Regions from separate parts of the Homo sapiens genome. Here region 2 is linked to region 1. The links are chromatin contacts, found by Hi-C or POLR2A ChIA-PET in ENCODE. All regions are on one chromosome and are shown on one strand. Each heading gives the region's core, a stretch centred on a gene start or an enhancer-like site at or near the end of the contact. The rest is flanking DNA. Distances are from core to core; before and after follow the strand shown. Region 1 holds the start of LOC107984635 (a long non-coding RNA gene). Region 2 holds the start of TTC8 (tetratricopeptide repeat domain 8).

What was found. Hi-C counts contacts between places; a loop is a spot of excess contacts on that map. ChIA-PET counts read pairs that join two places held with the same protein, here RNA polymerase II (POLR2A). Pooled maps may share reads with other maps.
Region 2: a pooled map shows a loop between it and region 1 (7-fold over the local background). The contact joins the promoter of TTC8 here to the enhancer-like site in region 1. A Hi-C loop is called at or near these places in 1 of 37 single-sample maps with no recorded cell type and 5 of 50 pooled maps. POLR2A ChIA-PET finds 5 or more read pairs at or near these places in 1 of 52 experiments (activated B cell).

The regions. Positions count from the first base shown.
Region 1 is chr14:89,427,916-89,434,856 of GRCh38, reverse strand. LOC107984635 (a long non-coding RNA gene) reads right to left here and starts at 6,503. Exons shown (of 2, transcript XR_001751025.2): 1 at 6,437-6,503; 2 at 3,785-5,519. It also overlaps a transcript of FOXN3 not described here. RefSeq lists enhancers at 2,191-2,744, 5,154-6,353. Within about 2 kb of position 3,262, at least 2 of the 41 ENCODE cell types and tissues checked have a DNase peak (open chromatin) inside an H3K27ac peak, as active enhancers do.
Region 2 is chr14:88,820,725-88,827,296 of GRCh38, reverse strand. TTC8 (tetratricopeptide repeat domain 8) reads right to left here and starts at 2,646. Exons shown (of 15, transcript NM_144596.4): 1 at 2,476-2,646. The coding sequence starts at 2,589. RefSeq lists an enhancer at 2,635-2,994.

The sequences.
Region 1 (6,941 bases), core at 2,013-4,512:
CAAAGAACAAGATACATAGTTTGAAAATGGTTTCTTGTCAAATGTCTGTGCTTTGGAAGCATTACCTTCAAGAGAATCCATCAGATTTTTGTCCTTGTGGTAGTAGGACATTCAAAGAAGGTTTATTTGGTGGTTTGGGAGCAGGCAATAGGGTGAGGATTGGAGAAAAAGGAGATTATTCTGTGAGTTGAAAATGGGTACCTCTACAGCTGCTTGTTCTTCCCAAGGGTTCAGATGGGAGATGGAGATGGACTTGGAGTTCCAGGCCTGTGCTCTGGAGTGATCATGAGCTTCTTAAAAAACCTTTGTGTTTTAAGATTCTGATAAGGCCAGGCACGGTGGCTCACATCTGTAATCCCAGCACTTTGAGAGTCCGAGGCAGGTGGATCACCTGAGGTCACAAGTTCAAGACCAGCTTGACCAGCACAGTGAAACACTGTCTTTACTAAAAATACAAAAAAATTAGCCGGGTGTGGTGGCAGGCACCTGTAATCCCAGCTACTCTGGAGGCTGAGGCAGGAGAATCACTTGAATCCGGGAGGTGGAGGTTGCAGTGAGCTGAGTGAGATCACACCATTGCACTGCAGCCTGGGTAACAAGAGCAAAACTCCATCTTAAAAAAAAAAAAAAAAAAAGGCTTGCGCAGTGACTCACGTCTGTAATCCCAGCACTTTGGGACAGTGAGGTGGGGCTATCATCTGAGGTCAGGAGTTCAAGACCAGGTTGACTCCTGGTGAAACCTCGTCTCTACTAAAAATACCTAAAATTAGCCGGGCGTAGTGGCAGGCACCTGTAATACCAGCTACTCTGGAGGCTGAGACAGGAGAATTGCTTGAATCTGGGAGGCGAGGTTGCAGTGAGCCAAGATGGGGCCATTGCACTCCAGCCTGGGCGACAAGAGTGAAACTCCATCTCAAAAAAAAAAAAAAAAAAATTCTGATAAAAGCACAGTACTGGTGTGTGACCATTGCCCTGGATATTTCAGTATTTTTAGACGTTTGTCCATTTAATGAATATGTCTGTTTCTTTTCTTTTTTTTTTTTTGGAGACAGAGTTTCGCTCTTTCACCCAGGCTGGAGTGAAGTGGCGTGATCTCAGCTCACTGCAACCTCCGCCACCTTGCCTCCTGGATTCAAGCGATTCTACTGCCTCAGCCTCCTGAATAGCTGGGATTACAGGCGCCTGCCACCACGCCTGGCTAATTTTTTGTATTTTTAGTAGAGACAGAGTTTCATCGTGTTGGCCAGGCTGGTCACGAACTCCTGACCTCGTGATCTGCCTGCCTTAACCTCCTGAAGTGCTCGGATTATAGGCGTGAGCCACCGCACCCAGCCTAATTTTTGTATTATGTATTTATTTGTTTGTTTGTTTGTTTGAGATGGAGTCTCGCTTAGTCGCCCAGGCTGGAGTGCAGTGGCACGATCTCGGCTAACTGCAACCTCAGCCTCCTGAGTTCAAGCGATTCTTCTGCCTCAGTCTACCGAGTAGCTGGGACTACAAGCCCGCACCACCACGCCCAACTAATTTTTGTATTTTTAGTAGAGATGGGGTTTCACCAGATTGGCCAGGTTGGTCTTGAACTCCTGACGTTGTGATCTGCCCACCTTGGCCTCCCAAAGTGCTGGGATTACAGGTGTGAGCCACCGTGCCCAGCAATTTTTGTATTTTTAGTAGAGACAGGGTTTCGCCATGTTGGCCAGGCTGGTCTCAAACTCCTGACCTCAGGTGACTCACCCCGCCTCGGCCTCCCAAAGGATTACAGGTGTGAGCCACTGTGCCCAGCCAAATGTGTCTGTTTCTATGTGAGCATTTGTAGGTAATGGTGAGGGTAGAAAGGGTGACTATGATTAGTAGCCCTTGAAAAATGCTATGCAGGCCAGGTGCTCGTTGGCTCACGCCTGTAATCCCAGGAGTTTGGGAGGTCAAGGCAGGAGAATCGCTTGAGCCCAGGAGTTTGAGACCGACCTGGGCAATATAGTGAGACCCCTCTGCCCCATCTCTAAATAAAGAAAAAGAAAATGAAGAATGCTATGCAAAACTCAAACCAAACCAATGCCACAAAACAAAACAAAAACTCCCTCCCAAAAACCCCAAAACTGTGAAGAAGAAGCCTAAGAGGTAGAGATGACCAGCAGAAAGTTACATTCTGTGATCTTGGAAATGAGATCTTGGAGAATAGCAATAGACAGGTGAGAGCAGTGGTCAAGGCGGTGGGGCTGTGCAGGCCAGAGGGACATGGGGATCTTTAAGTTTGCATTTCACTTCTGGCAAATGAGTGAGCTTCTTGAAGCCTTGGTGTCCTCATCTGTAAATGAGGATGACAGCACCTATCCTGTAAGGGTGGTGGAAAGATGGAATAAATAATGCAGGTAAAGCTCTTGGCACGGTGCCTGGCCTGCAGGAAGCTTTTGTTGTTATGCATGTTTTATAATCCTTTGGATCGCAGTCATTGGGTACTTGGTGTTCATTGTTTTGACTCCTGTTGTTCAAGCGCCTTGAATGTCCTCAAGGCAAAATTGACATCACCTTTGGTCCTTCCTAGGAAAATTAGGAGCAGGGTGGTGTTAGGGCCGTCACTGGACATTCCAGGTCTCCCACCCATAAATGGAGAGGTGGAGTCTGCCTGCAAGACACATTGCTAGGAAAAGATGGGACATTTGGCTTAGTTTCAAACCAATATTTCCTTTATACCCTTCCACAGAGAGGTGACAGGGATCCAGTTAGTGGCGAGTTGTGGAGCAGCAGAGACTGCAATGCGATGTTCTTTATGATTTTCCTATTTCTTTGGTTGGAATTGGGTTTTTACATCACATATTGTTTGATTATAAAAAAGCAACAACACAGCCGGGCGTGGTGGCTCACGCCTGTAATCCCAGCACTTTGGGAGGCCGAGGCAGGCGGATCACCTGAGGTCAGGAGTTTGAGACCAGCCTGACCAACATGGTGAAACCCCGTCTGTACTAAAAATACAAAAATTAGCTGGACGTGGTGGCGGGCGCCTGTAATCCAAGCTACTCGGGAGGCTGAGGCAGGAGAATTGCTTGAACCCAGGAGGTGGAGGTTGCAGTGAGCCAAGATTGTGCCATTGCACTCCAGCCTGGGCAACAGGAGTGAAATTCTTTCTCAAAACAACAACCACAGCACTATGCTTGTGTTGGGGCAGTGGATAATGAGAAATCTCTGTACCTCCCACTCAAGTTTGCTGTGAACCTTAAACTGCTCTAAAAAAATAAAACATATCGAAACAAAATAAAAAAACAAAAACAAACAGCTGCAAGAACTCTTGCACAGAGGGTCAAAAGAATGGCTTTTGACTAGCTACAGAAACATGGATAAAAAACATGCTGGCCAGGCGCAGTGGCCCATGCCTGTAATCCCAGCACTTTGGGAGGCCGAGGCGGGTGGATCACCTGAGGTCAGGAGTTCAAGACCGGCCTGGCCAACATGGTGAAACCCTGTCTCTACCAAAAATACAAAAATTAGCCGGGTGTGGTGGTGGGCGCCTGTCATCCCAGTTACTTGGGAGGCTAAGGCAGGAGAATCACTTGAACCCGGTTCAAGTGAAGCTGAAGAAGTTGCAGTGAGCTGAAATCACAACACTGCACTCCATCCAGCCTGGGAGAGAGAGAGAGACTCTGTCTCAAAGAAACAAGCAAACAAAAAAAAATGTGCTAAACACGTAGAGACCAACCACATTGCTGTCAGTAGGTAGTGAAGCACTTTCCTATAAATATTTCAGGACTCTTCTTTCTCTACTTAAAAAAGAAAGATTGCTTTGCATTTCAGACAACGGAAATGACTGGACAAGCCTTTAGGTCATGTGCAAGAAACTGAGAAAACCATTTTCCTTAAATGGAGATGGAGTTTGGCACAGTCTGAGGTTCAAGTTAGAGCCTGGGTCTTAATTTGCCTGCAACGCATGATTTATCATGCCTTTAGCAAGATCCCCGGCCCAAGACCATTCATTTCACCCCTACAATCTCAAGGTGTGTGCAGGGCACAATTCAGCTTTAAACTTTTCTGCTTTTACTTTTGGTTAGGCAGAACCTCCGTCTGGTGGTATTTGAATATGAGTGTTTTCTGTGGCCCTTTTCAAAGTATTCAAAGTGGTTTAAAAATACATAATGTTCAGAGATCTAAGAGCTAACGGAAGTACTTATTTGGGCCTTTTAAAAATAAAAAAATCAATTAAACAGATTTGAGACTCTTAACTCTCGCGATGTCTTCAAAATAGATACTAAGATTAAAGAAAAAAGAAGGCTTGAAAATCATAGGACTACTTATCCACCCAGTCATAATGCTTTTAGTAGTGACAGTAGTAGCAAATAGCACAGTTTATAAAAACAGAAGAGCTAAAATTCTTTATTTAATATTAAACAGGAAACCGAAAGTAGTCTGCAGCAATGTGGTGGGTTTTCAGCAACCTGCTGCTGTGTTTATCTGTGCTGAAAAAGCCTAAATGAAACATTTCTTCTTTGATTGCCTTAAGATTGTAAGTTTGAAGGAAAATCCTTCAAACTGGAATCATGACCACTGGAAGCAGGTTCTGTATGGTAAGGTTTTGAAGCAACCTGTTTCCACCAGAACCAAAGGAAATTTGGAAGCAAATCAAAAACCTCTCAAAGAGTGGAAAAAGCTTTGTACTTTTATTTTGCCTTTGTGCATTGTTGTCATTTATCCAACATGTGCATATGAATATTCTTTCTGAAGACCTGGGCTTCATTTTAAGGTCAGCCTTCAATTTCTAGAGAATATAATTTGCTGCTATTTTTAGAGCATCATGATTGCTTGTAATAACTAATGGAAAAAAACTCAGAGAAATAAATGTGTAACAGCTGTGTCTGCTTAAACTTGATTAAAGGCAGTAAAAAAAAGTAAACAGAAGAACGAATGTGACAATAGACAAGGGGGAGACAAGTATCTCTCTCATTGTGAAAACTTTTACAGGCATAACTTGTTCCACTTTGGAAGGCCAGCGATGTCTGTGTTTAAAGTTTACTTTACTGTTTGTCTTGAGTGGGATCAGTGTTGTAGTGAATAATTTATAGCCAGCATGAATGAGCTCATTAGTCACCTTTTCAGACTTTAAATGAGTTTTGTGGTTGTCATTACTCGAGCCTTCTGTTCAGCCGCGGAGCAAAATGACAGTTTGGCAGTTGTTGCTGGGGCCGCCTGTTCCCCTTCAGGTCTGTGTTGGCTTTTGTATTTCGTTGAATCCTTCCCTGGCTAACCCTTCGCTGGTCCAGGCAGCAACTCTCCCACTTCACATGCCTTTTGCACCCCAAGTTTAAATGAGAAGTTTTTCAGGCTTCAAAAAAAAAAAAATCAGTTGTGTCTGCCAGAGAGAATGGGGGAATGAGGTGGATGAAATGAGCTTTTTCCAGCAACTCCTGGGTATGATTCCCTTTGTGCTTGGTTTGATATTCAAGCTACTCAAAAGCAAAAAGCAAGCCAGTGCGTTGAGAGGCAGCGGAGCCAGGCTCCCACATGGTGCCAGGCGTTTTAGACCGAGGATGTCACTGGAATTTGGAGGGAGAAGGATGTTTCAGGGTAGGTTTGAACTGTTTCAATTCTGAGTATCAGTGTGATGAGGGTAAAGAAACTTGCTACAGCAAATAAATCTGCGAGGCCAGATTTCCACGGACAAAGAAAACTGCATTTTTTCTACAAAGGGGTTGACAGCATGACTTTTCAAGGTCGCAGCCAACACGGAGGTCCAGGATCACTGGGAATGGTCATTACCTCTTCCCCATCTCTGTGCCTCCCAACTCCAAATCATTAAGAGAAAGCGAACTGTTGCAGCTGCCTCCTCACTGAGCCCTTGGAGACATGCCTGGGAGGCTGGTATGTGGGGAAGACAAGCCTAGGCATGCCAGTAGCAGGTGGGATTTCTTTGGAACGGATGTCATGAAGTTCATCCCTCCCATTGAACCTGGCCTGGGCAGCCTCCGGAGAGCTCTGCCATTCACTCCCTGGGACTGGCCTCCATCCAGAAGTCCAGGACACCGTGGCATGCCCACCTTGGTCCTCAGGTAGCCTCTGCAGGCACTCGTGGGGCGTGGAGGCCTGCGCAGGGTGCCTTGGCCAGGTGCTTGGACCCCTGCGCTGAGGTCTCTCTGACGTCTGCTGCGAGCAACAGGCACTCATGGCTGCCGTCACCAACGTGGGCAGCACCCCCTCCGGGACCCATATTGTTAGACAGCTGGCCTGGCGCTGTGTGAGGCATAGAGGAAACATGTTCAGGATTCCTCTCTGGAAGCAATGCCAACTTAAAAAGGACGCCTGGTTGTTTGGGGGCCAAATCTTTGAAACCAGTCAGAATCACGTCTTTGAGTGCAGAGAAGTGAGGTGCTGTTGAACATACCCACAGAAAGAGCTAGCAATTCACCTGCTTGCTTCCTTTCCAGCCCCGACCCTTTTAAGATTGAGTACTCACATGCAGTCACGTCTCACAATTTCTGGACACCTTTTGCCTGCACCTCAACCTCAATATTAAAGGCACAAGATACACTATTTTGGGAAGGAGTGAGGATTTCAAAACAGAAAGGGTTGGTGAACTTGACTAGCCAATGAAAAGAGACTTCAGGTTTGGCTGTTGTAATAAATGGAATAAATTGCTAATCTCCAAAAAAGAACTTTGTGCTGCAGGGAAATATGTTAGTAATCATTTAATCTATATTCTGTTTCTCAGAGAGTTCATCAAATTCAGAGCTCTTACTTTGTTTTAAAAAGACTCTCGTAGAGAGAAGAATCAATTGTTTTCTTTCACACCCCTCTGAAAAAGTAAAACGAGAGAAGTTATTTCTTGGCGTGGATAAGACTTTGGCAGACTTAGCCACCGAAACCCATGAGACTATGGTACTTGGTGTACTCACTAAAGAGAGGAAAACAATAAAATCTCTTAAAAACTTTGGAGGAGGAAAATGTTGATGAGGCTACTT
Region 2 (6,572 bases), core at 1,397-3,896, 610 kb after region 1:
AACTTCTATTCAGGTCTGGTCACAAGCTTTTCGGATAAGGGATACACAATCTGTAGTAAGCACTCAATGAAAGGTCATTGAGATGAATATATATCAAGTCCTGATATCTCAATTTATAGGTGCAATACTGAATGTCACTATGAACTCAAGATTAGAGGGTCTTAACTATTAATAAAAATATTGCTGCTTTGCCTACATTTCCCGATGTACCAACATCTTCCCAGGATAACAGTGAAGATATCTGACCCTTTCCCTGGGTCAAAAAAAAAAAGGAATCCGGTGGTCAAATAAGTTTCAGAACTATTTAATTATTTGGATTAATCAAAAATAGGCAAAATTAGTTTCCTTTTCTTCAAAACTACTCAGAGCCTTTAGGGTGCATCCTGAATCTCCAAGAAGGAACATACATTTCCCAAATGTACTTAATGAGGGAACTTGTTCTCACTGAACAGCTCTTGGGACTACTGTTTCGTGGAACACAGAATGAAAACTACCGTAACTCAATGGAAAAATTAAAATGGCACATAAAGTTCCTGCAAACCATTGTGCCTAGAACAATGTCTGGCACATCAAAGGTTCTTTTTTTGAGACAGAGTCTCTCTGTCGCCCAGGCTGTGGAGTGTGGAGTGCAGTGGTGCGATCTCCGCTCACTGCAAGCTCCGCCTTCCGGGTTCACGCCATTCTCCTACCTCGGCCTCCCGAGTAACTGGGACTACAGGCGCCCGCCAACACGCCCGGCTAATTTTTTCTATTTTTAGTAGAGAGGGGGTTTCACCGTGTTAGCCAGGATGGTCTCAATCTCCTGACCTCGTGATCCGCCCGCCTCGGCCTCCCAAAGCGCTGGGTTTACAGGCATAAGCCACCGTGCCCGGCCACATCAAAGGTTCTTAACAAGCTTCTGTTGTACCAACGTAAAGGGTCAATATTTTGTCACAAGTCCCAAACATATTTGATTGTGTATTTTTTTAAGCAATATCTATAAGATTACTATGCCAAAAACACATTTGGGGGCTGGGCGCGGTGGCTCATGCCTGTAATCCCAACACTTTGGGAGGCCGAGGCAGACGGATCACGAGGTCAGGAGTTCGAGACCACCCTGGCTAACACGGTGAAATCCCGTCTCTACTAAAAATACAAAAAAATTAGCCAGGCTTGGTGGCACGTAACTGTAGTCCCAGCTACTCGGTAGTCTGAGGCAGGAGAATCGCTTGAACCTGGGAGGCGGAGGTTGCAGACAGCCGAGATCGCGCCGTGCCACTGCACTCCAGCCTGGGCGACAGAGCGAGACTCCGTCTCAAAAAAAAATAAAAAAAAATAAAAAAAATTTAAAAAAACCTTGGAAAAATGCTTGTCTACAGAAATATAGTCCTATTAATTAATGTGAACTAACAACAGAACCTAGCTTTGTATTACCACTAACGTAGGCTGTTCTAAGAGAGATGTACTATCTGAAAGACAAAATGTTCATCTCAGCAGGTTATCATCCATCATCCATTTGCTGGGAGCTAAGGCAGAGCCTAGTAACAGCATTCACACTCAGGCCTCCGCTTTTGTAACTCCCTTCAATTTTCCATTTTTTCTAACATCTCCAAGGCAACACCACTAGAGGAAAAGCTAGGGAACTAGAACTACGTAGGTATATTCCGCACTTACTAAAAGCACTGACAAACTGCCGCAGCGCTACTTCTGTTCTCCCATTTTCTCCTTTTTTGCCTATTCCAGGAGCCACCTGCCCACCAGAATTGTACCGCTCACGTACATTGTATACTACCTTTTCCACTCGCTATACACATTACTCTAGTTTAAGTTCTCTTTTCATCAATGCCATCATTCCTTCTTGTAAGGAGCCTTTCTTTCCCATTTCTCCCTCCTACAATTAGAGCTTCCCTTGCCTAGGTAATTTTTTAAATAATGAATGTATCTTTCTCCCTCCTAGATTCTCATTCTTCTAATTTGCATATTTGCCTCAAGCTAAACTCATGGCCTCCTTCACTCTTGGACAACAGTCTAAAGATGAGGTGGGAGGATCACATGTTCGATCCAAAAGGAAGAAGGCAGCTATGTTAACAGGAGGTGGAGAGTCACAGATCTTTGTTTATGCATATTTTTTAGAAATTAACAACGCACACGCTGAGAGCTTAAAGCCCATCAATATGCAAGTATAAACGAATTATCAAAGTTCCTCGTCAAGTAAAGTTCAGGGCTCTCATTCTGGGACACGTATAGGGGAGGGGAGGCTGAAAATTGTGAGGAGGGGGCGGTCATGGCACAGAACTTGCTATCCCCGTGGACGTGGCGGACAGCGGACCCGCTAGTCACAGCTCCACAAGGTCTCGCTCCGGGCGCCTCCGAGGGCCGAACGGTCAGCCCCGCCTCGGGCCTTCCTCCCCGGCCTCCCAACCCGGGGCTGGGATATGCCCCAGACCCCGCAGCCTCAGCGTCAGGATGCACAGGCTGACGGGAGCTGGCCGGTACCTGGTCATAAGGGGACTTCTCCAGCATCTGCGTGCATAGATCGGCGCAGAGCTGGAACTTCCTGCGCCTAAAATAGCTCCAGGCCAGGAGCAGCGGCTCCATCTCCGAGCTCATGGCTGCCGGTGCGGCCAGCGAAGGCCCAGCGCTCCAGGAGAGAGGTGGGCGTGGAGTGAAGAGCTGGCGGCGTCCGACTCTGCCCGGCAACCCGCGACGGCTGGGGCCTTGTCCGAGAGGTGCCCGCAGCGCGCCTGAGAACAGGAAAAAGAAAAACAACCGCAAGCAGAACTCGGCTACAGGGCTTGCCTAAACTTGGTTGGAAAAAGATGTCTACTTTTAAAGGCTACAGGTTTCATTGATTTTGAAAAGAAGGCACCGCGGCTAAACAAAAAGGTAGTGAGTTAGACACCTGCCCCTGGGGTCCCCCACCCTCCCAGGAGGCGCAGCTGCCTAGCAACCGAATGCTCTGCCTGCCCTGCAGGTCCGGAAGAGTCCCTGGAGTTGATCTCTGTCTGGTGTCTGTCCTACTTCTTCCATTCGCTCGTTTCCATCCCTTTCGCTTTACCTTCCGATTCTAGAAATACAAACAAGTAAACAGCTTCCACAGTACCATCCACCCATCAAGACCTAAAGTCCTAAATCCTGAAATTGTCCGCTGTTTCTCGAGGTCCTTCCCACCGAATCTCAACATCTGAACTGCAAGTGGTTTGCTTTTACTCATTTTACAGATGAGAAACTGAGATAGACTCAGAGAAGAGAAATTATTAAAATTGCATTGAGTTAGGGAGCTGGAACTGCAATCTGGTTGACTACAAGTTGCTAATACATTTGTTAATTCGACTCACATGGTGATTCCGGATTGTAAATTGGTGACAGTTTTACCAAACTAGATAATGTGTGCAAAATAATAATAATAATAATAATAATAATAATTTTTAAAAGCTTTGTGAAACATCGTCTCCTGGCACTTGCTGTTTGGCAAGGGTTTACTTGTGCAGAGTGATTTCTTCAAACACAATTCTGACTTTTCTCTAGAAATTTGCACAGATGACAAATATGCTTAAAATTGCAATGGTTATGAAAAGAGAGGTGTGACCGGCTAAATCCAGGTAGGCTTTTCTCAAACCACTGGGGTCTGAGAAAACATTAGACATTCTATTTAATCCACATATTTATATTTTTCATAGGTATTAAAATGAAACTTATGCTTCTAAACTAAGAAATTTATTGTTACCTTTTATTCTCTACTAAGCAGTCTTTCTTGAATTGTTGTATTTTGGAAGTCAGTAATTATCAGGATTGTCATTGTTACAGTTAAGTGTATTGTCATTAGTCTATTTGTGTTCTCCTGGAACTGCCGGTAGAAATGTAATCTCCCTAAAGGTCCTAATGAAGCAGCCCATGGTTTCTGAGTGTCAAATTTTTAAGAACGCACATGCCGACAATTGACAATTGGGCTCAATATTTCACAGCGTCTTTTTGTTTTCTGGTACACTGTAAGCAGATTACTATGTAAGTGATTTTCAACCCTACTAGAGAAAGTGAAGCACAGAGAAACCCTTTAAAAGGGTCAGTTTCACAAATGATGCTAGATCTCAGTTCATAGATCCTTATCTTTTACTCTCTAGCATATAGTCAGATGTTCTAAATAAACTTTTTTAAAGAATAGTTTTCGATTTACAGAAAAGTCACAAAAATAGTAGACAGTTCCCATATACCCAGTTTCTCTATTGTGTGAGATGTTGACATTTGTTTTAGTGTAAGATGATACATTTGTTACAACTAAGGAATCAACAATGGTACATTACTATTAAATAAACTCCACAGTTTATTTGGATTTCAGTAGTTTTCCCTTAATGTTATTTCTCTATTCCAGGATCTCACTTAGGGTACCACATAACATTCGGTTATCATGTCTCCTTCACCTCCTCTGACACTGTGGCAGTTTTTTAGACATTCCTTGTTTATGATGACCTTGACAGTGTTGAAAAGTGCTGGTCAAGTATTTTGTAGAATATCTGAGAAGTTCTTAAAAATAGAGATGTCCCAATTCCAGCCCTAGAAATATTGACTTAAATTGTTTGAGGTAGGACTGGGGCATCGGTTTTGTTTTTTTAAGTGTCTCAGGTGATTCTGATGGGTAGCCAGGATTAATCACCCACTACATTGAGTTCTAGTCATGTATCTATTGAGATTATTGCCAACTTCCTACAGAGAAACACTATTTACATAAGTGGGGAAATAAACATGCCAATAAACATATAAATAAATGTGGAACAAATGAGGCATTAAAATATTTTAGTAGCATATAATGTGTGTTAACTTCTTTCAGAAGGCTGTTTTTTTCCTCTCACAAAAGTCAAATGAATGAGGAAAATTGTAGGATATTTAGTAAATTACAGGATGTTAAACATGTCCAAATGTAGCATAAAATGTGTCTTTAAAAGGATATAAAAATATGTTATTTTTAATATCATGTAAATATGTTTATGGTTCATTGATTTTATGAATTTATAGACAGACTTACATTTTTTAATAATATCTAACTGATAAAGCAGAAACCATTTTTTTAAAGATATGCTAGTAATAGGAAGAATAGACAATGTAACAATTCCTGGTGAAGGGAATAGATAAGAGTTACTAGGACCATTTTCCTCCTAGAGAAAGTGAAGCACAGAGAAACAAGCCCTTTAAAAGGGTTAGTTTCACAATCGATGCTAGATCTCAGTTCATAGATCCTTATCTTTTACTCTGTAGCAACTAGATATTTCTTTAGGTTAATCAGTCTTAAATCAAATACCTAAGGTAATTTAACTTTAAATGCCAAAGTTTAAATTTTCTTAAATGTTAAATTGGAATTATTCTGCACATTTAACCCAAAAGAAAAACAAAAGGCATAAAATGAGATATTTTCTTGGTCAACAAGTATTTGCCCGGGCTCTGTGCTTGGTGGTAAGAATGCAGAGATCAACAAGACAGATCTCCTGGCCGGAGAGTACTTATACACAAAGAGTAATTAGCACGAAGAGCACTGGACTTAAGGTTAGATTTAGCAGCCGTGTTTTCTCAGGCAAATTAGGAATCAGTTTAGGATGATGATTAAGAAGTGGGGTCTGAGGCCGGGCATGGTGGCTCAGGCCTATAATCTCAGCACTTTGGGAGGCCAAAGGCAAGGAGGACCACTTGAGCCTTGAGCCCAGGAAGTCAAGGCTGCAGTGAGCCATGAGCATGCCATTGCACTCCAGCCTGGCAGCAGAGCAAGACCCTGTCACTAAAAAAAAAAAAAAAAAAAAATTGGGCTCTGGGGCCAGATGTTTTGTATTTGAAACCTGACTTTTTCATGCCCTTGGCAAAGTTGTGGGGACTTTGTGGAAGGGACTTACTGGCCTGTGCCTCAGATTTTTTATCCATAATGTAACATGCATTTGCTGTATTATTTAAGAATTTTCAATTCTGCCCTAAAGAATAGGAAAAACAAATGGGATAGATGAAACTTATCTGTAAGTATATGTTACATCAGTTCATATGTTAAGTACAGATAATAAGTAAATCATTAACCCATGAAACATGTTAAACATAGAATAGATATTTACTTCTTAGACATACGTTAAAAGGACAAAACAAACAAGAGTGTTACTTGTAAACAGAGATGGAAAGCAAAATAAACCTTAAATATTCATAAAGCATGGATCAGTCTTGTTGCCTCAAATTGACCACCCATTGGTATCATCCATTCTAACCCACTTGTTTTGTGCTTAAAATGTATACTGCTGCTCATCAGGTCATTGCTGAGCTATAGGTGTAGCTCATACTTACCTCTATCTTTTTATTATTTTTATTGTTTGGGGACAGGATCTTGCTCTGTCGTCCAGGCTGGAGTGCAGTGGCACAATCATGACTCATTGCCTGCTCACTGCAGCCTCAACCTTCAGGTCTCAGGTGATCCTCCCACCTCATCCTCCCGGGTAGTTGGGACTACAAGCACGCACCATCATGCCCAGCTAATTTTTTTTTAAATTTTTTGTAGAGACGTGGTCTCGCCATGTTGCCCAGGCTGTTCTTGAACTCCTGGACTCAAGTACTCTGCGTGCTTCAATCTT